6 separate regions of the Homo sapiens genome follow, and regions 2, 3, 4, 5 and 6 are each linked to region 1. A link is a loop called in an ENCODE intact Hi-C map of the cell type or tissue named here. Cell type or tissue: mammary epithelial cell. All regions are shown on one strand. Region 1 holds the start of LOC124903483 (a long non-coding RNA gene). Region 2 has its middle 28 kb from the start of SLC28A2-AS1. Region 3 holds the start of LOC105370802 (a long non-coding RNA gene). Region 4 holds the start of SLC30A4 (solute carrier family 30 member 4). Region 5 overlaps DUOX1 (dual oxidase 1). Region 6 has its middle 21 kb from the start of SQOR.

What was found. Peaks named below come from ENCODE experiments on the same cell type or tissue, not always from the same donor. Only the 100,000 strongest peaks of a DNase experiment are listed, where the experiment ranks them.
Region 2: a loop joins it to region 1, with 8 times the contacts of the local background. A loop is called at or near these places in 28 of 110 quality-filtered maps.
Region 3: a loop joins it to region 1, with 5 times the contacts of the local background. A loop is called at or near these places in 2 of 110 quality-filtered maps.
Region 4: it touches region 1 in a loop (4-fold over the local background); 22 of 110 quality-filtered maps call a loop at or near these places.
Region 5: a loop joins it to region 1, with 8 times the contacts of the local background. A loop is called at or near these places in 47 of 110 quality-filtered maps.
Region 6: a loop joins it to region 1, with 21 times the contacts of the local background. A loop is called at or near these places in 93 of 110 quality-filtered maps.

Annotation. Positions count from the first base shown.
Region 1 is chr15:45,456,304-45,461,303 of GRCh38, reverse strand. The region is part of intron 1 of SLC30A4-AS1 (SLC30A4 antisense RNA 1); the gene reads right to left. It overlaps LOC124903483 (a long non-coding RNA gene), which reads left to right and starts at 4,796. Exons shown (of 4, transcript XR_007064616.1): 1 at 4,796-4,865. RefSeq lists enhancers at 1,697-2,275, 4,541-4,590. In mammary epithelial cell, CTCF peaks have their summits at 2,349 (motif pointing left), 3,187 (motif pointing left) and 3,573 (motif pointing right); DNase peaks (open chromatin) are centred at 3,153, 3,573, 3,843 and 4,543; H3K4me3 peaks cover 674 bases; H3K27ac peaks cover 1,827 bases.
Region 2 is chr15:45,305,177-45,310,176 of GRCh38, reverse strand. No RefSeq gene overlaps it. Among named protein-coding and RNA genes, the nearest start is that of SLC28A2-AS1, 28 kb to the right of the region's middle. In mammary epithelial cell, a CTCF peak has its summit at 2,868 (motif pointing left); no DNase peak of the experiment used is centred here.
Region 3 is chr15:45,702,846-45,707,845 of GRCh38, reverse strand. It overlaps LOC124903484 (a long non-coding RNA gene), which reads right to left. Exons shown (of 2, transcript XR_007064617.1): 2 at 4,663-5,000. LOC105370802 (a long non-coding RNA gene) reads right to left here and starts at 2,651. Exons shown (of 5, transcript NR_135680.1): 1 at 2,557-2,651. In mammary epithelial cell, a CTCF peak has its summit at 2,003 (motif pointing left); a DNase peak (open chromatin) is centred at 2,035; H3K4me3 peaks cover 1,225 bases; H3K27ac peaks cover 562 bases.
Region 4 is chr15:45,520,600-45,525,599 of GRCh38, reverse strand. SLC30A4 (solute carrier family 30 member 4) reads left to right here and starts at 2,845. Exons shown (of 8, transcript NM_013309.6): 1 at 2,845-2,993; 2 at 3,132-3,636. The coding sequence starts at 3,246. It also overlaps the pseudogene HMGN2P46. RefSeq lists a silencer at 2,653-3,142. In mammary epithelial cell, a CTCF peak has its summit at 3,052 (motif pointing left); no DNase peak of the experiment used is centred here; H3K4me3 peaks cover 1,842 bases; H3K27ac peaks cover 402 bases.
Region 5 is chr15:45,160,758-45,165,757 of GRCh38, reverse strand. DUOX1 (dual oxidase 1) reads right to left here. Exons shown (of 34, transcript NM_175940.3): 29 at 4,768-4,921; 30 at 3,788-4,020; 31 at 3,381-3,539; 32 at 2,071-2,226; 33 at 1,840-1,968; 34 at 184-979. The coding sequence ends at 857. Among named protein-coding and RNA genes, the nearest start is that of SHF, 25 kb to the left of the region's middle. In mammary epithelial cell, a CTCF peak has its summit at 2,543 (motif pointing left); a DNase peak (open chromatin) is centred at 2,817; H3K27ac peaks cover 1,737 bases.
Region 6 is chr15:45,611,796-45,616,795 of GRCh38, reverse strand. No RefSeq gene overlaps it. Among named protein-coding and RNA genes, the nearest start is that of SQOR, 21 kb to the left of the region's middle. RefSeq lists an enhancer at 2,125-2,244. In mammary epithelial cell, a CTCF peak has its summit at 2,375 (motif pointing right); a DNase peak (open chromatin) is centred at 2,375.

The DNA of each region.
Region 1 (5,000 bases):
GTTCCCACATTTGCACAGCGGGCTTCTGAGTAATATATTAATACAGTGTGATCAGCACATGACAAGTACTCAATAACTACACGTTTTCCCTCCACTCCTAACCCTCCCCATCTCCCAGGTATTCCTCCCCCAGCTAGGGTTAGCTGTCCTCCTCGCCAGATGGGTCCGTGGAGGCTCAGTGTTTCCAATAACTTTGCACCCTCTGCTGTCATGCTTATGCCTCTAGCTGGCAGGTACCTGGGGAAGCTGAAGCCTCAGGTACCACTTAATCTTAGCAACAATTAACGGCGAAGAAAGTGAGAGTTTTGTTCATTTTGGATACAGTTATTCTTTATAAACCAATGAAACAATAAATATGCCAGAAATTCCCAAATTATAGAAAAAATTCTATTCAATGAACAGAAGACAGCAAAACCAAAGAGGAATCATATTTAATAAATTCTGCTAAAAATATGGATGAATTGATGAGGAAAAATGAAAGTTGATTCATATCTTTCACTTTATGCTGGAACAAATTCTAGATTCCGATATTCTGTGGAACAGTGTAAAACACTAAGTAGGGGAGGCATAAAAAAGCATTTTGGAGCAGCCAGGTACGGTGGCTCTCAATTCTACTCCGAGCACTTTAGGAGGCCATGGAGGGAGGACTGCTTGAGGCCAGGATTTGGAGACCAGCCTAGGCAACATAGTGAGATCCCATCTCTACAAAATTTTTAAAACTTAGCCTGCCATACCTGTAGTCCTGACTACTCGGGAGACTGAGGTGGGAGGATCACTTGAGTCCAGGAGGTCGAGGCTATAGTGAGCTATAACTGCACCACTGCACTCCAGCCTGGGTGACAGAGTGAGTCTGTGTCTCTAAAAATATGTAAATAAATAAAAATTAAAAAGTTTTGCTCAAATACATTGGAAAAAAATCTGTATATGATATCCCTGTCTTGGAAATACACTGCATGCATTTGTCTCTTTTGTTCAGAGCTGTACAAGCCCCTAGTACCTCATAGTAGATGCTCAATAAATATTTTCTTCAATGAATAAATTACCATCGTTAAGGTTTTATAATTGCTGTAATAAAGGAAGGGATTTATTTTTGTCTAAATATTTTCCCAATTTATTTGACCATGGAACTCCTTCAGAAAAGTTTTCACACCCAAAGAAATAAGAGAAAATCAGTTTGGAAAACACTCTTCAGAAGAAAACAAACTTATCACAACTTGGAAAGAAATATATGTAATACTATGGGTAATAGAAAAAAAATGTTAGAGTTAAAAATGGAAAAGCGTAACCACAAGAACATTCAAGTATATTTCAAAAGAAAATAATAAAAATTAAGATTAAAAAATAGGCCGGGTGTGACAACTCACACCTGTAATCCCAGCATTTTGGGAGGCTGAGGCAGGTGGATCATTTGAGGTCAGAAGTTCGAGACCAGTCTGGTCAACATGGTGAAACCCCATTTCTACTAAAAATACAAAAATTAGCCAGGCATGGTGGCAGGCGCCTGTACTCCCAGTTACTCTTTAAACTGAAGCACGAGAATTGCTTGAACCCAGGAGCTGGAGGTTGCCGTGAGCTGAGATTGTGCCACTGCACTTACAAGGCCTGGGCAACAAAGCGAGACTCCAGCTCAAAAAAAAAAAAAAAAGAAACAAAAAAAAGTAACCATTAGAATGGAAGAAACTGTGACAACCTTGACAGATTAAAAAATTTACTAATATATAGAGATCAAATATAGTTACATAAAGAGAACATATTCGGCTGGTGCAAAAGTAGTTGTGGTTTTGGCATTAGTAGTAATTATGTAATTAACAGTAATGGCAAAGACCGCAGTTACTTTTGCATTTAACCTAATTGTCTGAATAGGCAAAGGCCACCTTGACCAGGCAGTGTGCATAAGAGGAAATCATTGTCAAGCATTTTAAAGGAAAATGTTTTGTTTCACTAATAACTAAAGAAATGTAAATTAATCCACTTTGGTACTACTGTTTTGCAAATGTTCAATCAACAAGCTCTTTAAAACCTACCATTTTGAAAGTCTACCATTGAATGACTTAGGAACGCATTTTGACGCGTTGTTGGGTGGCTATCAATTTAATTTGTGCAGTCTTTCTGAAGAACAATCTAGCAACATTCTTAAAATAGGGCATTAAAATAGTTATATCCTTTGGCCAAATTATTCCTCTTATGAAGATTTTTCCCACGGATATATTAAATTAAAAATAATTGCAAAAACCCAATTACTTTTGTACTAACCTAATAATTCAAGGGAGGGAAAAAACAACATCGAAGCAAATGTTTGCGTACGGCAAGAACACTCAGGGCGAGGAGAGGGAGGCACGCCCTCTAGTGGGGAGAATCCGAATTACCTGGAGGTGTTTTGGGGTTTGTTTTTTTGGTTTCGTTTTTTGCACCCTACACCTGCTTTTCTTCTTTCCCAAGTTTTCGATTTCTTCCCTCACTCTTGCCTAATTCTACTGGTTGGAAATCCCTTTCTACCATTCCATCTGTAACTTTTTTAAACTTTATAATTGAAGTGTTAAATTTATTTTTAAAATTTATTTTAAATATATTCCCAATCTCTGCCTTCATTCTCTAGGACTAAATGTACCATTATCCTGACATCTAGCACTATAAAATGTTTTTTCTGTTTTGACCTTTATATATGATTATGATTATTTTATACCTGGCTTCGTTTGCTCAACATTATGTTCATAAAATCCATCCATCCATATTGTTGCCGTTTGTAGCTGCAGATTCTGTTGGCTTGTCTGTTTTTCCGTTAGATATTCCACTGCATCAATATACTACCATTTATTTTTCCAGCCTATTCTTCGTGGGCATTTGAATTGTTTCCAGTTCTTGCTATTACCTGCCAATAATGCTGTTATAAGCAATCTTGTATGCTTCTTAGTGTCCATGGACTCACATTTTTGTTGAACATATATCAAGAAGTGAAGTTGCTATGACATAGAATACGCCTATGCGTTAACTGTTTTCTAGATAATGCCAAACAATTTTTCAAAGGTATAGCAATTTGCACTTTCTCCAGCAGTGTATGAGAGTACCCGCTGCCCCCATTTTTGCCAACTTGGCAGGCTGCAGTGCAGTGCATCTCATTGCGGTTTTATTTTGCATATTTCCCTTGGGCAAATTTAAAACAACTAAAGTGAGTGGCACGCCCTCTAGTGGGTAAAATCTGAATTACCTGAAAGGGTCTTTACAGCGTATACAGGCTTCCTGGGCTTTCCTCCGCCTTGTCCTCCACCAGTAGTCTCGAAGAATAAAAAGTTGAACATCTTTCATATATTTATGGTGCATTTGATATCCTCTTTTAGAAATTGCCCCTTTAAGCCTCTTGCTTATTTTTCTACTGATTTTTTAACAGCCCAATCGCTAAGATTTTTTATATTAAATTGTAAGAGTTCTTTATAGATTCTGACAAAGTGCTTTATTAGTTACATGTGTTTCTGCGCACGCCTTTCCACCTATAACTTAAATCAGCTGATTTTCACCTCTATTAACACGAGTCTCAATCCAAGTTCAATTTTGTCATATTCAAAATCGACCAGGAGATGGCGCCCTAGCCTTGCGTCTGAGCCTTCCACAGGCTGTGCCTGAATTTAAACTAAACCTCCCAAAATATTTTGTAAGGGATGCTAAAGAGATATTAAACTTTCAACCACTACAAACAGGTAGTATATAGCTAGAGCTGGGCCTCTTGGTGAGAACAACATATTAATCTTTTAGGGGAAAGTGACTGCTCAAAATAAAGAAATAAAAAGATCTTTATCACAAGGCAGGAAGCTGGGGTGAGGTTGCCCAGAAACAGGTGAGGACCCAGTAGAATCCATGGAAACACCCTCTGAGAAGTAACCTGCGGACCGATTAAGACAGTGGCACTACCTCGCAGGCCCTGGGACGGCTGTTTCACTGTTTACAAGGGCACCTGCCAGCGAAGGGTCTCAGAAGAGGGTAGAACAGGGGTTTGGTATTTTTCCACCTCCCTTCCCTTAGTCCTCTTTTTGGTTTTGTTTTCATTCATTATATTTTGTGACTGCTTAAAACTTCTGTCCTCCTGCTTCCTCCCAGCACCCCCGCCCCCCTTGCTGAATGAATGAATGGATGGCAAGGTCTTAGCCTTTTGATCTTAGAAATCAGTGCACATAAACCCCACACTCAAAGGAAGACCCCCAGGGAGAGCCCTACGTGTAGAGGAGGCTCCTCCAAGAGGGGGCTCGGGAGGGGGCTTGGTGGGCTGGGCTGGCCTGGCCTGTGCGCATGAGAGAAAGGAAAGGCATCTGCTGCCGAGGGCCATGAACAAGGGGCCGAGGCACACTGTGGGCATGGTGGGAAGGCGACCTCTTTTCTCCAACTTTCACAAGCGCCTGGCAGGAGCCACTACGTGGACATCGTGAGTGGTTCATCAGCAAGAATACAGGAACGTCAAGCCACAGATTCCACTCATTTCCTGAGGTAGCCAAGACAGGGTTTTTACCGCTATGAGTCACCACCCTCATGCCTCCAAGGCCTAGTGCAAAGACGAGCGCATGTGGAATGTGGTGAATGACGTCATCACTGCTGTTCATTCTCACTGTCCAGAAATGGCTCCAGGCTGAGTTGCACCCTCAAAGCTTTCCTCTGTTTCACCTCTGTTCAGACCCAATGCAGGCCCCTTGCAGCCCAGAGGAATAAAGAGATGCCTAGAAAGAGGCCGTGGCCACTTGTTCTCTTTTGTTTTCTTCACTGCGGAGGACTGAGCAAGCCCACTATCTGAGCAATGTGGAAATTCCAGCCCTCACAGGGCTTCACACCTTCAAGGGGAAGAACATTGCGCCATGAAACTTCCTTGCTCTAGGCCTGCCAGGGTAGGTGTCCGGGGGCTGGGTTCTGGGCCCGCACCAGGTCCCCAGGTCCAGGCCGCGAAAGAGCGGGTCTGCTGAGTGGGAGGGGCTGCCTGGGGCCAGGCTCTGCTCTCACTGGGGCTGACCCCACACAGGGAT
Region 2 (5,000 bases), 150 kb after region 1:
AGGGGGGTTGCGGAGTTTATGAAAATTGGTGGCCGGCGGGGGGGAGATAAGGCTCTCCCAGGCCATTCCTTCCCCTTGCCAGTGCTGTAAAGAACTGTTCTAAATTGATGGAGAGAAGATTTCGAGTGCTATCACAATACACACATGCAAACACACACACACACAAAGGTAACATGAGGAGATGGATATGTTAATTTGCTTGACTGTAGTAATCGTTTCACTGTGTTTATGTATATACTACTTAAAATATACACTTTTTATTACAAAAAAAAGAGACAAAAATAAGTCGTATGGAAATATAAAGTTTAAAAAGATACAATTCTTGCCCTCAAAATAGCATATAGTCGAAACAAAAGGGTAGGGCACAAAGAGAGGGCAAAGCATGAATCAAAGAAAAAGACTGAGGTAACTGCTGATTATGGGCACAGTACATAACCAACTGTTCCACCTTGAGGTTACAAATGAAAACATCAATGTTGAGGGCTAAGTTGGTTTTAAATTCTGACTTAACACGGTGTTGATGGTGGCAAAAGACCTCCATGGAAGGGGGTGTAGGAAGAAGGAAGGAGAAGTGTCTTTTTCCTAGCACCCCCGGAAATGAGGTCCTAAGCCCTGTTGAGTCCAGAGAGGCACCTCGTCCCATCACACAGCTAATTATGTAGCAGCTCTTCGGGAAGAGGGGTTTCAAATCCTCCAGAGAGTTCAACACAGGTCTGGAGACTGAAAACAACCCAGGTGGAGCAGCTTCATTCAGCACTTACTGTGTAAATATGTTATTAAGCACTATATTGGGGATAAAATAGGACAAATATGTTCTCTATCTTCAGAGATATTGTTTGCAATGGAAGAAGTTTTCCTCTCTGCCACCTCACAATCACACTCAGGATCTTACCTGTGCATAATCATTCAGAAGGATCCACCAAAACAACTGGGCTTGCATTTTCCAGAAGCTTCTTGTCCTCGAGACTGTGTGCTCCTTATGAATAGAGTGCAAACAAATGCGACAAAAAATGTAGAAGATGCTCAGCCCATTATTATTATTATTATTTTTTCTAAAGATAGGGCATCACTGCAGCCCAGGCTGGAGTGTAGTGGTGCAAACATGGCTCACTGCAGCCTCGACCTCTAGGGCTCAAGCAATCCTCCCACCTCCCAGCCTCCTGAGTAGCTGAGACCACAGGTGTGTGCCACCATGCCTGGCTAATTTTATAATTTTCTGTAGAGATGGGGTCTCCCTGTGATGCTCAGGCTGGTCTCAAACTCCTGGCCTCAAGCAATCCCTCCACCTTGGCCTCCCAAAGTGGTAAGATTACAGGCATGAGCCTGGACAGTTCTCTTTAACTCTCAAATGCCCACATCAGAAAAGACAGTACAAATGTAAGCTGATTTTCCTATTTCTCTTTAGGGGCACTGTGTTAACAACAGTTTCTAACTTAATGAATGCCAATTGTGAGCCAATTTAAACCAAATAAACCAGGCCAAGTCATTCTATTACACAGTAGATCAGAGCAAAACCCATTCTAGCCTGGACCAGTGGCATCCAAACAATAACCTAAATGCCTGGGGAGAAAGGCCAATTTAATTAACATTCCACCCTGAACTCTTTTTTTTTTTTTTTTTGAGACGGAGTCTCACTGTATCAGCCAGGATGGAGTGCAGTGGTGTAACCTCAGCTTACTGCAACCTCTGCCTCCTGGGTTCAAGCAATTCTCCTACCTCAGCCTCCTGAGTAGCTGGGGCTACAGGTGAGTGCCACCATGCCTGGCTACTTTTTTGTATATTTAGTAGAGACAGGGTTTCACCATGTTGGCCAGGCTGGGTCTTGAACTCCTGACCTCAGGTGATCCGCCCGCCTCGGCCTCCCAAAGTGCTGGGATTACAGGTGTGAGCCATAGCGTCAGGCCCCTGAACTCTTGATTCTATCCACCATCCCCTCCTCCAAAACCTCTTCCTCCCCAAGCCTTCTCCACCTCAGAAAATGGCAACCCCATCATCCAGCCAGTTGCTTCATCCAGAGACTGGGGAGTCATCTTTAATGCATCTACTTTCTAACTTCCCAGATCTAGTGACCACATCCTGTCAATTCTACCTCCAATTTCTCTTGAATTCATCTACTTCTCTTTCCTCTGGCATCACCCTGATCCAAGTCATCTTCATCTCCCTCTAAGAAAACTGCAATGGCTTCCTAGCTGATCTGCTTACTTCCACTCTTACAGGAATCCATCAGATTCTTCAGAGACCTAATAGGTCTCTTTTTCTCCACATACCTAGCTCATCATAGCACTCATCGCAATTTATTTAAATATATATGTATGTATGTATGTATGTATGTATATAGCTACATATATTTGTTTATATATGTGTGTGTGTATACGTTTATGGAATGTTGCTCTCCTCAGAATTTAATCTCCATGAAGACAAAGTCCATGTCTGATTTTCTTTCACTGAAGTATTATTCCTAGTGCCTAACACAGTACCCAGCATATAGTCAGCATCAATAAAACTTGTTGGAAGAATGAAAGAATGAATGAACGAATGCTTTGTGGAATCCCTGCATGACAGAAGTCCTTCTGTTCACAATAGACAACTGCAGTCCAGAGCCCATTCTCTTAAAAGTCTTTCTTTTAACCTCAAAGCCACATGAGTCAATTCCTCAAAGAGAATGCACTTACTCCTCCAGGCTGATTATACAGTGACCTTCCAGCAGAGCCATTTAGGAAGAAAAGAGTCAGATCTCTGATGGAGCCAGACTAGATGGAGAGAAGCCAAATGAGAATTCCCTTTCTAATGCGTTGGAAAGATCTGAAGAAGAAAATGAAACAAAAATCTTAGACTTAGAGCCTTTGAGGAATTCTTGCCATCTGGTGGCAATAATATTAATCTGCAGGCAACCAAGCACTTTTCCTCGGCTTTCTATAGTATCTCAACATTTCTGAAATTGTACAATGATTTTAACCTTGGTGTGGGTCTCCTTTGATTTCATCATGCCCTGTATTCTAGAAATTTATGGCCTTCAGTTCTGGGAAATTTTCTCAAATTATTTCTTTTAGTATTTTTCTTCCCAATATTTTTTCTTTCTCTTGTTGAAATTTCTATTATATTATTCAGATGTTAGATCTCTGATCTTTTAACTTGCTTTTCTCTTTTCTTCTGTCTCATTATGTCTTTTTGTACTAATTTTTGAAAGGTAATAATTTTGGCTCCACCAAAATATCACTAAAACAGGCCATTGATTAAACAAAGACAACTTTATTCCTATGGCAGTAAGGAAGAACACTAACTTGACAGAGTCTTAGTAGCCTCTCAGAAGGGGCAGGGAAAAGTTGACATATTTATGAAGTTTTGAAGTCTGGTTTAAGGCAGGTCTTTCAATGCTAGGGCTTGATCAGAATTGGATAAGGATAATAGTTTAGAGTTGGTGGACACAGCAAGATTTTGAGGTGACGGATTCAAAGAGTGTTGGTGCCAGTCTTGGTGGCTCATGCCTGTAATCCCAGCACTTTGAGAGGCTGCTGAGGGAGGATCACTTGAGCCCAGGAGTTTGAGACCAGCCTGGGTTACATAGTGAGACCCCTGTCTCTACCAAAAAATAAAAAAATTAGCTGAGTGTGGTGATGCATGCCTGTAGTCCCAGCTACTCAGGAGACTAAGGAGGGAGGATCACTTGAGTCAAGGAGCTGGAGGCTGCAGTGAACTATGATCATGCCACTGCACTCCAGCTTGGGCAATAGAGCGTGACCCTGTCTCAAAAAAAAAAAAAAAAAAAAAAAAAAGAGAGCGAGAGAAAGAAAAAGAAAAAAACAATTCTTGGGGAGTAAACTGTCACTTGATGATATCTATTGGTAAATCGGACAGTTTGATGTTTATTTTAACAGTTTCTGGGGGAAATAAATCCCAGAATAAACAAAGTTATTTGCTTCTTTTATTGCCTCATGAAAGAGGTCCCTTTTATAATAAAGTTTTATTTGTGAAGAGACTGAAAGAGTAATGTCTTGTAAATTTAAACAGTAAACTATGTGGTTTCAGTCCTCAGAAACCACTTTATTTTCCTCGTCTTATTTTCCTTCCCTTCTGTTGAATTTTTTTTTTCTACTATAGCATTTTCCACTTACAGGAGTCTCTTTTCTTCTCAATTCTCCTTTTTAAAGCCTCCTTTCTTTGGGGAAAGGGGAGATATGATATCTTTTCCTAGCAACAGGAACAGACAGTAGGTATTTTTTAAACACATTTTCCTGCCAACTCCATTGCTTTGATTTCCTCTGAGTTCCATTTTGTTCATTCTGTCCTTCATGCTGGAGAAATTCCTTTATTGTCTGAAGGTGATCCTTTATAGGACAGTGACTAATCATAGGCATAAAGTATCAGTTAAACAAGATGAATAAGCTCTAGAGATCTGCAGCATGACAATGTGCCTATAGACAACAAAAACATATTGCACACCTAACAATGTGTTAATAGGGTAGATTTCATGTTCAGTGTTCTTACCACGATAAATTAAACTAAAAGAAAGAACAGTGAGACCAATACCAGAGGTGAGGCAGAGTAGGAGGTTGGGCTGATCAGTGTAGAATGATCTTATTAAGCTTGGAAGGTTTTCCCTGCTCTTGGGGTGGAACATTTTCCCAAAGAGGAATTTTCCAGTTTCCTGTGGGTTGAAGAGGGTAAGCTGGTTGCAGAATTCTCAGAACCGAGTTGGAGAAGGGAGCTAGGTTGTCACTGTCTAATATTGGCTTTCGTTTAAGTCCCATTTTCTGTAAAGTATCCCTACCCTCAACTATGGCTTTTTTTTCAGTCATTTTTCCCCTTTCAGAGATACCTACCACCTCTAATACCCAAGCTTTTCTGGAGTTCTGGGAATTGGCTTGCTCTGAGTTTTTTTCATTAATAGTTTAATGGGTTATCACTCTGCTAGGTCAGTTTCCACCTTTCCATCGGCTTTACAACTCTTGAAGTGTAGTCACTGTCATCTTCTTACCCAGTTTTTTTGTCCTTGTTGGTTT
Region 3 (5,000 bases), 250 kb before region 1:
GGGAGATCTGAGTGCTCTCTGCCCACTCCTGTAGGTTCATCCACACCTCACCCTGACTCTTGCTCTCAGATCTTCCACTCCTGCTCTTTCCAGACTTGCAACCAAATCAGTCACCACTCCCCAGGAGTCCATGTAAGCGACCTCGGGCCCCTTCTCCCTCCATACAAGATGGACAAACAAGGGTACTGCTCACAGCTCTGCTCATTAGGAAGACTCCCTCTCCACTGTCCTTTAAAGCCACTCTGGAGTGGGCAGCAGTCCATTTTCCACTCCTACCAGCAGACCCAAGCTTTTCTGCAAGCATCACAGGGAACCCCCTCTGGCCCCATGCAGCCATGATGTGAGCTGGGGAAGGCATCAGTGCAGCAGAGGCAGATGCCCCAGGGATGGGGGCCAACTGTTCATGTAACACAGTTGCCAGGCTTCAGCCCAAACACCTCTAGACAGAATCTCCAGGTGAAAGTCTAGAAAGCCCTATTTTGAAAAAGCTGATTGGGATGTGCCACCAGGTTTGGTTACCAGAATCGTGCAGTTACCCAGCATCAAGGCCCAGTAAGGATACACAGAAAGGCTTCAGTGCATAACGTAGACAGAGTGTGTGCCCTGGCAGAAAGAATCAATGGATACAAAATGCCTCAATGAAGATTTGAAAACTATCACTTTTAAATCAATTGACAATTCAAAACTAGATTGTTTACTTACAGATGGGGCAGTCAGAAACAGCCTGTACTACTCCTCTATAAAAAAATAAGTAGAATTTTGGCCAGGCACAGTGGCTCACACCTGCAATCTCAGCACTTTGGAAAGCCAAGGCAGGGCGGATAACTTGAGGCCAGGAGTTCAAGATCAGCCTGGTCAACAAAGTGAAACCCCGTCTCTACTAAAAATAAAAATAAAAAAATTAGGCCCGGCGCGGTGGCTCACGCCTGTAATCTCAACGCTTTGGGAGGCCAAGGTGGCGGGGGGGGGGTGCGAATCACAAGGTCAGGAGATCGAGACCAGCCTGGCCAATATGGTGAAACCCCATCTCTACTAAAAATACAAAAAAAAGTTACCCGGGCATGGTGGCACGCACCTGTAGTCCCAGGCAGAAGAATCGCTTGAACCTGGGAGGCAGAGGTTGTAGTGAGCCCGGATCACACCACTGTACTCCAGCCTGCGCAACAGAGCGAGATTCTGTCTAAAAAAAACAAAAAGAAAGGAAAAGAAAAAATTAGCCCTGCGTGGTGGTGTGCACCTGTATGTAATCCCAGCTACTCAGGAGGCTGAGGCAGGAGAATCGCTTGAACCTGGGAGACTCAAGTTGCAGTGAGCTGAGATCACACCCCTGCACTCCAGCCTGGGCAACAGGCAAGACTCTGTCTCAAAAAAAAAAAAAAAAAAGAGGTAGAATTTAGTTAAACATGCAGAGAGACTACAGAAATTAACACCAGTGACAGGAAAAGCATGAGCAAATACACAGAGGTGAATGAGGCTTCAATCCTAAGTGTAACCAGGGAAAGGCAGAACCCAGGAGTAACCTGGAGGAAGCTCCAGGGAAGCTTGCAAATGCATGTGCTCATACACACCCCATGTGGCTTCCCAGTCACAACTCACCACAGCTGCTCATAGTTTTACAGTTTCATGCCATGTGTATTGATGACCAACGTCTAGATTTTACAAGATTCCCACATTCAAAAATTTTGCTTCCCGTTAGACAAGATGCAGCATAATTTTCAGTTCCAGAAATGTTCTCTTCCTACCTACAGCCCATATTCCCAAGGCTGCCCATCCCCTGAAATAGATAAATAAACAGAAAACAAGGAGGAAGAGAGAGACAAAAAACAAGTAAGGAAAGGGAGAGAGAAACTGAGAGGAGACAAACAGACTGAGAGGAGAGAGAGACACTGGGGAGGAGGAAGACAGAGAAACAAGATGTTTATGTGGGGTTTTTACATTTGTGGAAGGTGCCCCTGAGGAAAAGCGGGAACCACAGGACAACATAGAATAGAAAGGGGAAGAGCGCCCTCTTGTGGCTCTGACCTGACCTTGTCTCTTCCTAGCCACGTGACCTGGGCAAGTTACTGCTCCTTAAGCTTCAGTCCCCCGTAAAACACGGGTAAAATGCGCTCCCTCAAGATGGTCGTGAGGATTAAATGAGAAATTGGATCCAAAATGCCTAACCCGATGTCCGCCTCAAAGAGCTCGATCAATTGTAGTTATTAATGTTATTTTTATTACGATTGTGATTATGGCAATGGGTGAGCAAACTCACCTCAGCAGGAAATGGTATTGCCCTCCTCCCAGAACCCGTAGAATTTAACCAAAAAGACCATATTTAACTTCGAATTACTTTTGTTTCCTACTCTTACCCTTGTGTACATTAAATCTCACCTACCGAAAACATAAGCCCCACGTCTCATTTACAGCTTGTCTCCCAAGCGTCATGTCTCACGCTAGAAATTAGAAATCAGTGTTAATCAGCTTTGCTCACAAATGCTTTATAATTAAATATGGGGCTGAAGTAAAATAATAACATCTTCCTTTCTGTACATTCGTATAGTGGCAAGCACTTACCTTATATTATCTCACTTGCGCACTCCTTTGTTTAAGAGATGTTTATTGAACACCTCAGCCGGAAAAGCAAAGCCCCTGCTCTCCGAGGCTCGGCGTGGAGGAGACCGAGAGCCGTCGGGGGACTGGGTGCCGTAGCGGGGGGCGGGGGGGGGGGGGACCGGTTGCCTTGGCGGAGGCGGGGAACCGGGTGCCTTGGCGGAGGCGGGGAACCGGGTGCCCTGAGGGGACTGGGTGCCGTGGCGGAGCGGGGGGACTGGGTGCTGTTGGTGGGACGGGGGCGGTGCTGGGTGCGAGGGACGGGGGCGGTGCTGGGTGCGAGGGACTGGGTGCCGTTGGGGCGGAGGTGGGGGCGGGGAACTGGGTGCCGAGGAGAGAGAACTGGGTGCCATAGAGGGCCGGGGTACCGGGTGCGGTGGAGTGGCCGGGTGCAGTGAAGAGGGGGCCCAGTGCAGTGGGGAGACCCAGTGCAGTGGAGGGGACCGAGAGCGACGCTGCAGCACAGCAGCGTGAGCTGGACTTTAAGGACTGTTGTTCCCTGAGAGCGCAGAAGAAGAAATCTTTCAGGTCTGTAGTTAGCTCTGGGAAGGAGTCCAGAAGGATGAATAGGAGTTCGCCGAGCGGAAGGGGTGGAGCATTCCAGCAGGGGGAAAGCGCCTGGAAAGAGAGCGCACGGCGCCTCTGGAAGCTGTGGTCCTTGTGCGTTGTGGGCTGGTGGGAAGGTGGCTGGAGAGGCGAGCAGGGGCTCCTGGAACCGGGGGTTCGGGCCCCTTTACTCAGCGCTGACAGTGCGCAGGTGGTAAACATTCACAGCGTGGCGTTACTTCTAACTGGTCAAGCCAAGCGTTTCTAGGCACGGCCTATAAAAGGCCAGGAAGGACCGAGACCCCTCAGGTTTCGCAGCACGCAGGGGGCGTCCGCAGCCCGGGCTCCAGGAACGAGCCAGGCGCTTTCGCGCGCCCTCTCCGCGTACCATTACTTGCACGGTTCTGTCACAGAACCCACTGACAAGCCCTGCGACGTTGAAAGGGCTGTCGTAAGCAGGTGCTGGCAGGAACCATGGTGTTCTCTGGCAAAAAAAAAAAAAACAACAAACCCACCTATCCTCTCTGGAGGAGCAGCAGTTCCCTTTCCTGGCCAGCAGGATGCCGTGCCAGTGTCCTAGGGGACCCTCTCTGTGAACTCGGGCTCCCTTAGACTGGAAGCTCCTCCAAGGCTGGAGCCCGTCTTACTCACCTGAGGAACCTCAGCAGTCGGCCAGGCCCCATGCGATTGCTAATTGTAGAATGAATGAATAAATTAACACTGTTAATGGAGAAGACAGGATGTGTCCACCTTCCTATCCTTGTAGTAAATGTGGGTTTTTAAACCCCACACCTACACCCATTCTCGGTCCATGTGGCTCACACATGGCTGACCTAATCCTCTCCTTCAAGGATGAGCACATGACTGGTTCCGGGAAGCTCACAAACCCAGCTTGAATCCTCAAAGTTCTCACCAGATTTTTACTGTTAACAGAAAAGAGGCATTGTCTCTGGGTCTGTGGGCTCTAGACCAGGAAAGTCTAACCCTGCCCAGGCCCACTTGGTCAACATATGAAGTGAGTCTACCTGAGAAAGAAACCAACACAAAGAAAGTCAGAGCTGAAAGGTCAAGAAATTAAGAAATTAAGCTTCTTGATCCACCCATGCTTGATCTCCTTCCCAGACTTCCTAGATACTTAAACCAATGAAAGTTTTATTTTTATTTATTTATTTCTACTTGGCAAGTGAAATAATTTAGACAAATACATTTCTCCCCTTTCCTTTACTACCTAAGCAGAAATAGGACAGTGCTGAACAGGAAAAGAACTCCGAAGTAATACTGACATCGACAAGTTCTCCCAAGACACTGGGAGAGATTTCAAATCTCAGTTCTACTTCTCCTTTGCCATGTTATCTTGCAAATGTGTCAGGACTTTTGACAATGAACATGTTGTTTCTAATCATAAATAGCAGCCATTTTCTAAATTTGTAAGTTGAATTCTAGAAAAGTTTCATCTTAACCACAACCATTCAAATACTTTTTTAATCAGCTTGAGCTACTATAACAAAACACAACAGACTGGGGTGGCTTAAAGAACAGAAATTTATTTTCTTGCAATTCTGGAGGTTGAAAGTCCAAGATAAGGTGCCAGCATGATTGAATTCTGGTGAGGGCCCTCTTCTTAGTTTGTAGACAGCAACCTTCTTACTGTATTCTTACATGGCAGAGAGAGAGAGCTCTCTGGTTCCTCCCGTTATAAGGACACTATTTCTTTTGGATCAGAGCCCTACCCTTGTGGACTCATTTAACCTTAATTACTCCTGTAAATGCTCTATCTCAAAATACAGCCACATTGGGGTTGAGGGCTTCAACATATGAATTTGAGAGAAATACAAACATTCAGTCTAGAGCAATTACCATGT
Region 4 (5,000 bases), 64 kb before region 1:
AATTAGAAATACCCAGACCAGCCTGGGCAACATAGTGAGACCCTGTCTCTATTTAAAAATAAATAAATTAAATAATTTTTTTAACAAAAAAGAAAAGTTTGAAGCTAGCAGAGGTCGGTTCATGAGATTTAAGGAAAAAAGCAATCTCCATAACATAAAAGTGCAAGAAGCAGCAGCAAATGCTGATGGAGAAACTGCAACAAGTTGTCCACAAGGTGTAGCTAAGATCATTAAAGGTGACTACAATAAACAACAGATTTTCAATACAGGGGAAACAGCCTTCTATTGGAAGATTCCACCTAGGGCTTTCATAGTTAGACAGAAGTTGATGCCTGGCTTCAAAGCTTCAAAGGACAATCTTACTCTCTTGTTAGAGGCTAATGCAGCCCGTAGCTTTAAGTTAAGGCCAATGCTCATTTACCATTCCGAAAATTCTAGGGCCCGTAGGAATTATTCTAAATCTACTCTACCTGTGCTCTATAAATGGAACAAAACCTGGGTGACTGGCCGGGCGCGGTGGCTCATGCCTGTAATCCCAGCATTTTGGAAGGTCGACCCAGGTGGATCACCTGAGGTCGGGAGTTCGAGACTAGTCTGGCCAACATGGTGAAACCCCATCTCTACTAAAGATACGAAATTAGCCAGGCGTGGTGGCACATGCCTGTAATCCCAGCTACTTGGGAGGCTGAGGGAGGAGAATAGTTTGAAATCGGGAGGCAGAGGTTACGGTGAGCCGATATCGCGCCATTGCACTCCAGCCTGGGCAACAAGAGTGAAACACCATCTAAAAATAAAAATAAATGAATAAAAAAGAAGAAATACCTTTCATAAGGCTATAGCTGCCATTGATTCCTCTGATGGACCTAGGTAAAGTAAATTGAAAAACTTCTGGAGAGGATTCAGCATTCCAGATGCCATTAAGAACATTCGTGATTCATGGGAGGTCAAAATATCAATATTAACAGGATTTTGGAAGAAGTGGATTCTAACCCTAATGGATGATTTTGAGGGATTCAAGACTTCAATGGAGGAAGTAACTGTAGATGTGGTGGAAATAGCAAGAGAACTAGAAGTGGAACCTGAAGATGTGACTGAATTGCTGCAATCTCATAAAATTTGAACAGATGAGGAGTTGCTTCTTATAGATAAGCAGAGAGAGTGGTTTCTTGAGATAGAATCTACTCCTTGTGAAGATGCTGTGAACACTGTTGAAATGGCAACAAAGGATTTGAATATTCCATAAACTTAGTTGATAAAGCAGAGGCAGGGTTTGAGAAAACTGGATTGACTCCAATTTTGAAAGGTCCACTGTGGGTAAAATATTATCAACCAGCATCACACGCCATCAAGAACTCTTTCATGAAAACAAGTCAATCAATATAGCAAATGTCATTGTTGTCTTATTTTAAGGAATTGCCACAGCCACCCCAACCTTCAGCAGCCACCATCCAGATCAGTCAGCAGCCATTAACAAGGAGCAAAGACCCTCCAACTAGCAAAGAATATGACTTGCTAAAGGCCTAGATGATTGATAGCTTTTTTTTTTTTTGAGACCGAGTTTTGCTCTTCTTGCCCAGGCTGGAGTGTAATGGCGTGATCTCGGCTCACCACAACCTTCGCCACCCGGGTTCAAGCGATTCTCCTGCCTCAGCCTCCCTAGTAGCTGGGATTACAGGCATGCGCCACCATGCCCAGCTAATTTTGTATTTTTAGTAGAGACAGGGTTTCTCCATTTTGGTCAGGCTGGTCTTGAACTCCCCATCTCAGGTGATCCGCCCGCCTCGGCTTCCCAAAGGGCCGGTATTACAGGCGTGAGCCACCACGCCCAGCTGATAGCATTTTTTTAGCAGTCATGTATTTTATTTACTTGTTTATTTTTAGAGACAAGGTCTCACTCTGTCGCCAGGCAGGGGTGCGGAGGCACAATCATAGCTCACTGTAATCTCGAACCTCTGGGCTCATGCGACCCTCCTTCCTCAGAGCAATTAACAAATGTATATATACTTTTTCCTTCCTCTCTCCCAATATTTTAAATTAAGGTATGCACATTGTTTTAGACATAACGCTATTACACGCTTAATAGACTACATTATAAACATGATTGTATTTGCACTGGGACATGAAACATTTGTGAGACCTCACTTTGTCATATTGCGGTGGTCTGGAACCAAATTCGCAGTATCTCCAAGGTATGCCTGTACTAGATTTTCTATGCTTGAGTTTAGTCCATATCGTAAATACCTTGGAGGCAAAAGGAACACGGCAGAGAGCACAAAGAGGACAATACATATTTGCTGAAAAACAGTAGGACACAGAACTGCTGACGACGACAGCCTTGCCCTCTCCAGTTGACTGCAGCAAATGTTGCCAATTTGCCAGAGACAAGCAATTCGAGGAGAGAAAAGCTGCTTGCCTTTTCAGTTAGCAAGAAAAGTGCTGGGTTTGTCTTCTGCCGAGCACCCGCAACCCAGATCCCGACCCGAGATTCCTGAGACACACTTTCGGTGGAGGGAACTCCTAGCAGCAACGCCCAGCCCCCGGCGTGACCCTCCGACCGCACTTGCCTCCCAGCCTGGGAAGGTGGAAGAGGCCGCCCAAAGTCCCCTCAGTTGGCCAGTGAGTGACCCCTGGGCGGAGGCGGCGCAGTGGCCCCCAATCCAGCCTCGGGGCGAGAGGCGGGGCGCGCCGCGCGCCCCCGCCCATCGCGGGCGCCCCAGCCCTGCGCGCCAGGCCTGCGTGTCCTCGCGCCGACCCCTCCCTCGCGCGCCTCGCCCGGCGCACGCGCGTGGCCTCGCGCAGGGCGGGGAGAGGCGGTGGCTGTGGGCGTCCGGCCCCGAACCTGTCAGACCTGGGGAGCCGGCCTCCAGCAGCGGGCGCGGCGGGCGCGAGCACGACCCCACTCTCCTGCGGCCGCGGGTGGAGCAGCGCGAGCCCGCCTCGCTGAGCCGGCCGGGGGCGGGGAGATGAGTTGCGGCCCCGCGGCAGCGCCCCAGGTATTAAATAGATGTGCCGCCCCCTCGCGGAGCCCCGGCGGAGCGTCGGGGTCGGCCCTGCGACCCGCCGCCAGCGGCTTCGGAACTTGAGGACAGGGTTGGGCGCCTTTAATTTATAACGTGTTTCGTTTTCCACAGGATGGGGAGGGACGCGCGGCACTGCCCTCGAGAACTGGCGCTCCGGTGAAGTAGGCGCCGCCGGCCGTCCGCCTCCCCCAAGCCGTTCCGCACCGCGGCCGCTCAGCCTCTGCCATGGCCGGCTCTGGCGCGTGGAAGCGCCTCAAATCTATGCTAAGGAAGGATGATGCGCCGCTGTTTTTAAATGACACCAGCGCCTTTGACTTCTCGGATGAGGCGGGGGACGAGGGGCTTTCTCGGTTCAACAAACTTCGAGTTGTGGTGGCCGATGACGGTTCCGAAGCCCCGGAAAGGCCTGTTAACGGGGCGCACCCGACCCTCCAGGCCGACGATGATTCCTTACTGGACCAAGACTTACCTTTGACCAACAGTCAGCTGAGTTTGAAGGTGGACTCCTGTGACAACTGCAGCAAACAGAGAGAGATACTGAAGCAGAGAAAGGTGAAAGCCAGGTTGACCATTGCTGCCGTTCTGTACTTGCTTTTCATGATTGGAGAACTTGTAGGTGAGTTGTGTTGCCAACTCACTTTCCGTTTACCTTTCCTCGAGAGTCTTTGTCAAGCTGTAGTTACACAGGCTTTGAGGTTTAACCCATCTTTTCAGGAAGTTTGTATTTATCAAGACACTGATCTCATGTGAAAAGGCCACACGGTTCCAAAGTGCAGCTCAATCTAAGTACAATATAAACTCCCCGAGATAACTTTGACTTTCTCTTCTAGTTGTTCAACCACTGTCATCTACCGTAAAGTTAAGGACGTTATCTTCATTGTATGTCATGTAACTTCCTCTTTTTACAAAGGTCTGGTAAAATACCAGGTTAATTTTCGCAACGTTTAAAATAGTAAATGATCGTAAATAACTTAAGATCATAGAATTTTACAGTATGAAGGGACCTTACTGAACACCTGCTCCACCTCCTTTTTTTTTTTACATGTAAGGATTTCCAGGGCACAAACCAGTGGAATAAGTCGTGAGGGCCACTTAGGGAGTTAATGGAAGAGCCACATCTACAGTCCCAGCATTTTTTTCCTCTACATTTGACCTAAGTGGTTTCTTTTATACGATTTCCTTTTGTATTTATAGCCAAGAGATTTGCAAAATTAATTACCAACTAACATGAAATTTTTGCCTCGTAAGAAGGGCCTGAAATGAACCAGAGGACTCCGCCAAAGTTCTATGAGCCTGGTTTTCTTGTTCATTTTTTAATTATACGAACAATCCGTTCTCAATATAAGATACATTCTTAGTTTAGAGGTTATTTTCAATCACGTCAGTATAACTACTAACTTCTCAGTGACAGTTTACAAAGTGACATAAAAGCAGGGAGATGATTCTTACATGTCATCTCTTAAATGATGAACCATGACAAAAACAGGTGGCAGTCCAGATTTAAGATGTTTGACTGGAGGGTTCTATGTGGGAAAAATTATATACATTTCCTACCTTCTTTCATAACACTCCTCCCCAGGGCTCGCTTCAGCCATGCTGGTCTTCTTTTTCCTCTTACAACTCACAAAGCTCTTTTTGCCTCTAAGGCGTTCAAAGTGGCTGGTCCTTCTATCTCAGTGGCTTTCAAACATTTTTTGACCTCACTGTAGTAAGAAATACACTTCACATTGTGACTCATTTAGGCATGCATGCATACATATGTATGAGAATATACACAGGTCACATGTGTATAAATATATGTATAACTGAAACAAAAGTTTTCCTTCATGTGATGTATCCTAATAGTTTCTTCAATTGTGGTCCCAGCTCACTAAATGGATTTCGTGTGTCCACTGCAGTAGGTCAGGGCCTTAGCTTGAAAAACACTGCTTTACATAGACTGCCTTTCCCAAATCTTTTCTTGGCCAGTTTCTTGTCATT
Region 5 (5,000 bases), 300 kb after region 1:
GAAGGGCACCCCTGGGCCGGGGAAGGGATTGCTAGCTGGGGCACTTTGCCTTGGGCCAGCTCCTTTACTCAGGACACTGGGCAGCTTGAGAGATGTCTGGGCCAGCCTGGTGAGCTGGCTGGGTTAGTGGCTTCCTCTCCCCATGCCCCTTCCGGTCCTAGGGCAGAATAAAGAAACCCTGAAGGCAGAAAAGTGATTTATTTGGAAGGGAGACTACTGGAGCAGGGAGAAGAGGGCTGAGGAGCATTGCATACATAGGTATTGGGCCAGGGTCTGATGAAAGAACGTGCTTAAAACCTTGGGTGAAATTAGTTGTGGTGTTAGACTGGGGTGCCGAGTGGGTTTCTGTAAATGGCTTGCCATGGGTCCAGCCTCTACCTCCTGCAAGGCATTTGCCAGCCCGTCTGACAGTGGGGAGCCCAGAAGAGGAGGAGGTATGGGAGTAGGGAGGGTTCTAAGATGCCAGCATCCATGCTCCCACTGCATCCTTACACTCACCGCCCCAACACACATACAGACATGCACACACATAGTACTTGTCAGGTCAGCTTGTCTTCTGAGATTTGTTTCTGAAGTCTGGAAGCAGAGGTTTCACTTTGCCCCAAATCAGTAGCTCCCCTACTTCTCACTCTAGTCCCTAGACACTGCCCCCCCACCATTTCTCCAGGCTGAGACACATCCTGGTCCTGGGGGTCCCTGAGCCCACACATGGTGACTGACTATGGCCACCTGGAACAAGGTTGGGAGGTGGGAAATCAGAGAAGGCTGAGGCAGCCAGAAATAGGAAGAACAGAGGTGAGGTGTGGGCTCAAACCTCTGCTCAACTGGGCAGTGGGCAGAACCCCCGGGCAGGGGCCTAGAAGTTCTCATAATGGTGGGAGAAGTGAGTCCGGTCCTGCCTGTTGATGAGCTGACAGGCCTTTTCCACATTCTTGGTCATGCCAGGGGGGCCACAGCTAAACACCCCGATCTTCCGGACCTGTTGCAGGAGGAATAAGTGGAGGCTAACTCTTTGCTCAGAGGCAGGGATAACGCAGTGTTCAGAGGAAGGGGTAGCTCCCTAGTTCAAGACCAGCCTGGGCAACATAGCAACATCCCTGACTCTAATTTTTTTATTTTTAATTAGCCAGGCATAGTGGTGCACTCCTGTAGTCCCAGCTACTTGGGAGGCTGAGGCAGGAGGATTGCTTGTGCCCAGGAGTTGGAGGTTACAGTAAACTGGTATTGCATCACTGCATTACAGCCTGGGCAACAGAGCAATACCCTTTCTTTAAATTAAAAAAAAAAAAAAAGCCAGCAGTGCTCCTGATGGTTTGCTTTGTACTATGCATGGTGAGGGCTGGCTCAGTGTTTATAGGTCTAGTGGAATTTTGCTAAGTGCTAGATCAACATTTCTAATAGAGGTTGGGTTAATCAGTGTTCAAGTTGAAGAACAGCTCAGGGTCTCATGGAGGGCTAGACCAGTATTTGTGAGTAGTGACTAGCCCAGTGCTCATGGTAAAGGTTCCCTCAGTGTCCAGGGTGAGGACTGACTCAGTATTGGTGAGGGTAGTGGTGAGGGTAGCCCCGAGTTTTTGGCGAGGACTAGCTCAATGATTGAGCTCTTCCTTCTGGACAATACATCTTGGCTTCAGAGATGGCAAGTCCCTATTGCCTGCCTCCTCCTTTAGCACCTAAGGGTGACACCCACCTATCCTTTCCATTCCATTACCCCACCAATCTCCCAGGGGATGGGTTCTCATCAGCAGTCGATTTCTTCCTCGATGGGGAAGGTTTGGGAGCTTTGCTCAGACCCCAAATGATAAAGAGGAAGAGAACCTGGTTATGGGTTGGACTGACCTGGGGGTGGACCTCCTGCAGGGAGTTGAAGAAGGGCTCAAAGGGGGGACGGCCAAAGTGGGTGATGGAGCGCAGGCCTGTGAATAGACTCCGGTTCAGAACCTTCTGGAAGTGCCGCTCACAGATGTACTATGGTAGGGAAGGGTGGAACAAAGTTCAGCCAGGCACAGCTAGGGTCAATTCCTAGCTCAGACAGTGGCCCGCATACCCTCCTGGTGGGCCCTGACATACCAGCATAGTGGTCCTGAGGTCGAACTTCTCAGCCAGCTGGGTGATGTAGATGTGCACAGACACCAGGTCCTGGTGGTCATTCTCCTCCACCTCTCGGATGATGTCAGCCAGCCACTCAAACTGACGCTGGGTCCGCGTCACCCAGATGAAGTAGATCTGGGGACACAGGGCTGGAGTTCAGGACCCATCTCAGCTCAGTCTCCCTAAACCCCAGGGGTGTCCATACTGATAGAACTCTTCTGACCACAGCTAGCTTGTGCCCTTCCCTAGACAGCCTGGGGAGATGGAGTGTATGGGCCACGGGGCCAGGCTCTGAGGCCAGAGATGGAGTTGGCCCAGGGCATAGAGAGGTGGAAGTGAGAGACCCCAGGGCCATGGGAAAGATCCCTTGGTGATTGGGAGCTGATGGTCTGTGGGGTGGGAAGCAGCTTTCATGCTCAGCCTGTCCTACAGCTCCCTCCAGTGGTCCCTGGTCAGGCTGCCAGGCACCTAGTGGCTAAAGGGCATTTCACAGAGCAGCCTCAGGGAGACCCAGCAGCTGCCTGAGCAGATGGGAATGGGCTCAAAGAGATACCAGCGGGTGGAAGCTGCCCTGCGGGGAGCCCTCTGCAGCTTCCGAGGGAGGAAAGCGGGGCTGTATAGTTAAGAAGCAGAGGGCAGAGGACAGGAGGGGAGCTGTCACCCTCTGAATGCTGACAGCACATGGGCTGGGCCTCTGCCCACTGCATTCCAGCACCCCTGACTCACCTGCCAGGCCCAGAGAAACGAGCAGGGGCCTGCCACCAGGTCCAGGCTGGTGTGAAAGGACCCGTGTGAGGGCCTGAGGGTTTGAGCTGTGTTCCTGGGGCCAACCTGGCCCACCAGCCCTGCCTTGCCACCACTCCTCCTGTTCCTCTTGAGAGCTGAGCCAGTTTCACTTGTGCTCCACCCAACATGCCCTTCCCTCTCCCAGCCCAATAAGGCTCCAAGTGCTGGGCTCCTTTGTAAGAAGGAATGGGTTTCTTTACCCCCTCCAACCTTGCCTGGAGGAACTCCCAGAAGCAAATCCTATGTGGAGCACCCCTAACTGAGGGAAAGAGTCTTTGTAAACCAGGCAGGATTCTGGAGGCATCCGCAAACCAGTTCTGTCCTAAAGGGTCTAGGGATATCCTGATACCACCCCACTCACCACCCAACCCCAGGTTTCAAACCAACTTGCCCCTGCCCAGTTCAGGGAAGCCAAGAACAAAGGCAGAGGAGAAAGGCACAGATGGGTACCATGACAAGGAAGAAGGGGCCATGGGTTGGTGGGAAGTGGGGGCAGTACTCACCTTCTTACAGAACACTTGGCAGCTGACGGATGACTTGAAGACCAGGTCTTTGAGGATGGAGGCAAAAGGGGTGACCCCAATGCCCCCTCCCACTAACACTGACACCTCAAACTTATGCCACTCCTGGTGGCCCTCTCCAAATGGTCCATCAAGGTACAGCTGTAGGGAGGGGCGTGGGTTTCAGTTAAGCTTGGCCACCACCATAGATCGGAAGCCAGAAATGAGAGAAAAGGAAAGGTAGATACGTATATGGAGTGAGGGGAAGAGGAGGATTTGTGGCATTATCTGGAACAACCAGTCTCTAGATGCAGAGAGGGGAGGCACAGAGCGGGGAGTCTAGTGCTGCCGGGCCAAAGCCTTCAAAGGGGATATGGGCGCATGTGGCATGTCTGGCCAGGGTCTGGTACCTTTGGGTATCTGGCACATCTGTCACCCGTCGGGGCTGAGTAGATCTCCCTGAGGCGAGTGGTCCAGGGCCCTGCTGCCCGGATGTGCAGGCTAAGCGTGTCCTCATGGGGCGCAGAGGTCAGTGTGAAGGGGTGGTACTCGGTGGTCCCCAGAGCCAGGCAAGCGATCCGCACCCACTGCCCTGACTTGTACTCAAAGCCCTGGGGCCGCTGGAACCGCAGGTGGGTCACTCCTGGGGAGGGATGGTGGGTGAGAAGCTGCTGCCCTGAACCCAGCAACAATGTGGCCTCCAGAGAGCTCCCCACCCACAGCCTCAGCTCTGCTTCTGGAATATGACAAAGGAGGCCTCCCCCATCAGAAGCTCACCCTGTGGGGGCCCAGGCAGCACTGGGGCTGAGGGTCAGCCAGGCAAGGGGCAGCCTGGCCTGAGCTTCTCTGCTCTCTGCGATGAGAGAGGCTCAGGTCCCCTGGCAAACAGCCCTCCTTTCCTTTCCTTCCTTCCTTCCTCCCTCCCTCCCTCCCTCCTTCCTTTTTTTTTTTTTTTTTTTTTTTTTGACACAGTCTCACTCTGTTGCCAGGCTGGAGTGCAGTGGCACGATCTCAGCTCACTGCAACCTCTGCCTACCAGGTTCAACCGATTCTCCTGCCTCAGCCTCCTGAGTAGCTGGGACTACAGGTGCATGCCACCACACCCAGCTAATTTTTGTATTTTTTTTTTGTGGTAGAGACAGGGTTTCACCATGTTGGCCAGGATGGTCTCGATCTCTTGACCTCATGATCCACTTGCCTTGGCCTCCCAAAGTGCTGGGATTACAGGCGTGAGCCACTGCGCCTTGCCCCTACCAGCTCCTTTGTCCCTGCCACCCAAGGCACCTGCCAGCTCCACTGGGCCCGACCAGGAGACTGTGCGGTCTAGACTCTGCCTCTGCCCGGTCAGCTCCCTCAGTGTCACCAAGCTGATCTCCTGCCAGGCTGGTACCTGAGGGCAGCAGCTCCGCCTTCACCACGCTGATCTCCACCTTCTTCCGGCTCAGGCTCACCAGCTTGTCGCCCCCATAGATGATTGCTGGGACCAGGAAGAAGATGTGGAAACGGGGCAGCTGGATCAGGGCAAAGCTACCATGGATGATGAGCTAGATGGAGGAAAGAGCTCTGCTCAGACCTAGCGATGCCCATAGCAGAATACAGGGCCAGCTCAGGCCTTAGACCCTC
Region 6 (5,000 bases), 160 kb before region 1:
TGGAAGCTGCAATTGCAGCAAGAGCCATTGATGTCACAGTACGTTAATGCCAGTAAGAGTCTTAGGGATCACCTCCTGTCTGTACATTTATCCCTAAGGGAAACTAACTTTCTCCAGTGATAAAAATTTCGCTTCTAGTACTAGCTATGCTCTTTCTTCAAAGCTATGAAGGTGCAAAATAGATGGAGCTGAGTGGTAGGCTACAGACCCAGAAATGCAGGCCCAGGAAGGCAGAATCAAGGATAGATTTCTCCAGATGGTGGTGGGGATGAAATGTCTCAAAACAGCCCTGCCTTAACGGGAATGTCCTAACCATCCCGCAGTTGTTAATTTCTCCTAGCAGCTTTGTCTTCCTTCTATCAGCATCATTGTTATCTCAAGGAGACGCTCCTGAGCCAAATCTCACCCAGTTCTAGTCTCACTGTTGCTCATTTCTATCCCTAGAGGTGTGGAGTTTTACCGGCTGTCTAGAATTAAAGCAACCTTGCAGGAAAATAACAGTTCTGTGTATCCTCACCACTAGGCTCTCTCCTTACAGAGAAACTCATGCCTTCTTCACTTTTGTTCTTCCAATATCATCAGACTGGATAAAGAAAAATAGCAGATAGATTGGTGTAGCCCCATAATTCCCCATTATGGATATAGTTTTATCAAGATATTTAAAGTAAAACTCCTAAGGTCAATTTCTATCCCTACTCCTAGGGTCTCCAACTTAAGAAAATTCACCTTTTTCCAAAAATCAAATCCCAGCCCCACCACCTACACCTGTGTGATCCTGGGCAGTTATCAGACCCAATGCGTCTCAGCTTCCTCACCTGTAAAATGGTAATAACAATAGTTACCTCCTAAGGTTGCTGTTATGAGATAACATGTATAAAGCAACTGAAATATAATACACGCTCAACAGAGCTGGGGCTCTGAATTTTAGGTTTGAGAAGGAGCTGACATAGATCTGGTATTAAAAATCTAGCCAAATATGAGAATAAGAAAAGAAATTGGACGACATGAAGGAAACACGCAGCAAAAAAATAAGGGAAACACCCAGGTGTGTGGCCGAGAGGAAGATTACATCTCTGTGCTGGTCATTGATATCTTCGTCCTTGAATTCCTGGATTAGCAGACATGGAAAATACATAAACTCCTAAGTAGGATCCTTATTATTAAATTAAATAATGTACATTAAAACATTTTGAAAAATATAACTTACTAGAATAACCTACAAGACAGTGATATGCTTATAGTTGCAATAAACAGAGATCTGTTAGGCACAGGAGGGCGGTATGGTAAAAATGTTTGTGAAAATGTGGAAAACAAGAACCTTAGCCTAGAACCCAAGAAAAGTCTAGCGCCCAAGTCTCACAGAGCCCATACAGGCAAATTGGCTCAGGATCCAAGGCATTTTGAGGGAGCTGATTACTTTGTCCCCTTTCAGAAGCAGAAGTTCATCAACCTCCTACTCATCTCCACTTAATACTCATCTACTCTGTCAGTATCTGTGTGCCCTCTCACTTATTTAATTACTAAAGGGTTGACTCTGACTATTCTAGTGCATATTCCCCAGATGGTAATTGACTAAGCCATTGAGATTCCCTGCAGTCTCCATCTAGGCAGAGTTTCTCCTGCCAGGCCAATTCATCACTGACTAGCCCGTGGGTTGGCTACTCTTGGGCCAGGTGTCCACCCCATATCCAATCAGTTAAGGCCTGACATTGTAGGCTCAGATGAATAAAAGCATGGAAACACATGGGATCCCAAAGATCCCAGCAAGATCTTTGGACTGGAATGTTTTTCTTAAATGACGATTCTGAGCATGGCTGTTAATAGATGACAGATGAATTGATCATTAATTGATCAAAACCTCAAGCCTAACATCAAACTGGGAGACTCAAGAAGTTAGAAAATATCTTAAATCCTATAAAATGTTTCAGATAGATTGCTTTCAAGCATCTCACTGTTTAAACAAAGGTCAGACCATACAGAAAATCCTAATTTGCCTAAAAAGTTATAGTTAAAAAGGCTTAGGCCAGCCAGGAGCAGTGGCTCCCACCTGTAATGCCAGCACTTTGGGAGGCCGAGGCCAGGAGTTCGAGACCAGCCTGGCCAACGTGGCAAAACCCCATCTCTACTGAAAATACAAAAAATTAGCCAGGGGTGGTGGTGGGTGCCTGTAGTCCCAGCTGCTTTGGAGGCTGAGGCACAAGAGTCGCTTGAACCCGGAGAAAGAGGTTGCAGTGAGCCGAGATCGCGCCACTGCACTCTAGTGTGAGCAACAGAGCAAGACTATCTCAAAAAAGAAAAAAGGCCTAGGCCGGCCAAACTTCATCAGACCAATTGAGACAATACTAGAATTTGTAGAACTGGGAGAACAATACCACAAGATGGCAGCATTATCCCTTTTGTGCCTTGTACTGTTAAAAAGTCTGAGAGCCAGATTATCTGTTGAGCCTGCTCTCAATTGGCCCACCTCTTTCCTGAAGCTATTTTTAAGAGAACTGAGCAGCCCCTAGTTGATGGAGAATATATAAATCTAAATAGACATGGCATCTATTTTTTTATCCTCCAGTTCACTCATTATCTCTGAGCTCATTTGATTTCTAAAATCTCAGGACCTGTTATCATTATTTTTTAGTATAATTAAATACATAATTAGGCATGGAAGCAGTGGCTTGTATTATCCAAGGATTACAAGCTCCTTAGCCATGTCTGAATTGCAGAAATTCAATTTTTTAATTGTAACATTCTTTATTTGTCATTTATGTAATCCAGTTTTTCGTTATAACTTTTAAAAATATATGTATATCTCTTTCCTACAAGATTCAATTCAAGCCCAAAATACATACTGAAAACCAACTATGAATGTTAATTTTATGTGGGAATTTGGGTAGGCCATGGTGCCCAGTATCTGGCCAACCACCAGTCTAGACGTTGCTGTGAAAGTATTTTTAAATGAGATTAAATTTAATTCAGTAGACTTAAAGGAGATTGTCCTCCATAATAGTGGGGGCCTCATCCAAGCAGTTGAAGGCTTTAAGAGAAAAAGACTGAGATCCCCAGGGAAGAGGAAATTCTGCCTCCAGACCGCCTTTGGACTCAAACTACAACATCGACTCCTCCCTGGGTTTTCAGCTGTTGGCCTGCCCTACAAATTTCAGACTTGCCAGCCCTCACAATAAGCTATAGACCAGGCACCGCACCATGGAATACAAAGATAATTAAGAAATATCTTGGGCCGCGCACCTGTAATCCCAGCTACTTGGGAGGCTGAGGCAGGAGAATCGCTTGAACCCGGGAGGCAGAGGTTGCAGTGAGCCGAGATCGAGCCACTGCACTCCAGCCTGGCAACAGAGCAAGACTCCGGCAAAAAAAAAAAGAAAAGGAAAGAAATATCTTTGATCTCATGTTAGGAAAACTCCCTACTGGAACCAATAATTGCCTCCATAAGTGGAGGGCAAGCTCAGACCAAAGGAAGAGGTAGACCACTCCAGGTTGGTAGGTAGCCAAAAATTTATTCAGGGGGAACTTACATAGAAGGCAGTCTTGGGCAGCAGCAAGACAAGGTACATCTCAGAACTTGCAATATACACCTAACCTTTCATACCATGAAAATGAAAGTGCACAGAAAGTCTCTGATGACATGTTAAGCCATCTGGTTGCTTTCTTAATCTATTTACTCTAGTTACCTTCTATCTCTTTAATTCCTACTTACAGGGATTGTTTGGGTTCCCTACAATGAATGTTCCTAAGCATGCTGGGCAGAGGGTGGGACTGCAGGGAATGGGGTAGGGGGAGGTTCCAGGCAGCAGCAGTTCACTGCTTCCTATGACTCACTTCAGTCATATACCCAGAACGCATCTGAAAAACACATGAACACATAACTAATACTGTGTTAAGACAATGTATTATGAAAATACTGTGGGAACACAGAAAAATAAATTCTTTGGGTGGCAGTGAGAAAAACTGTAAAGAGGTGCCATTTGACTTGCAAAGAATAAACAGGTCTCCAACAGGCAGACATTAGAGGCAGTGGAAACCCGATGAGCAAAAATAGATGTGCAAAAGGTGGCAAAATAAGTAGTCCCCCATGTAGATATGTGACTTCGAGGTACTAAGATATAATATCCAACATTTGAGCTCTTACTATTTTGTTAATAAGGGCTTTTATATAGATATCATGAAACTTTACATCCTTATCAAGTTACAAGCTCTTAGAATCCTAACTTCACGATTTTAGAAACTTAGGAACACAGAATTTAAGCAATTTGTCTAATGCCCCAAATCAAGCAGGAACATGAACCAAAGCAGTCTGACTTTATTTATTTATTTATTTAGGGACAGGGTCATGTTCTATCACCAGGCTGGAGTGCAGTGGTGGGATCATGGCTCACTGCCTTGACCTCCTGGGTTCAAGTGATCCACCCACCTCAGCCTCCCAAGTAACTGGAACTACAGGCATGTGCCACCACACCTGTCTAATTTTTTCTTTTCTTCTTTTTTTTTTTTTGGCAGAGATGGGGGGGGGGGTCTCACTATGTTGCCCAGGCTGGTCTCGAACTCCTGAGCTCAAGTGATCCTCCTGCTTCAGCTTCCAAAAGTGCTGGGATTATAGGTGTGAGTCATCATGCCCGGTTTCAATCTGACTTGAGTTCATAATCCTAAACACTATATTACTAAGGCCCTATGTGCTTTAAAATTTTAAATGTTATAATCAAAGGGGAGCCTAGGAACCTTCAGGTTTATAGACATATTTTTGTTTCTTAGTATTCCCTCGTCTTTTTTTTTGAGACGGAGTCTCACCCTGTCACCCAGGCTGGAGTGCAATGGGGCGATCTTGGCTCACTGCAACCTCCGCCTCCCAGGTTCAAGCGATTCTCCTGCCTCAGCCTCCCAAGTAGCTGGGATTACAGGCACGCCCTACCACACCTGGCCACTTTTTTGTATCTTTAGTAGAGACGGGGTTTCACCATGTTGGCCAGGCTGGTCTCGAACTCCTGACCTTCTGA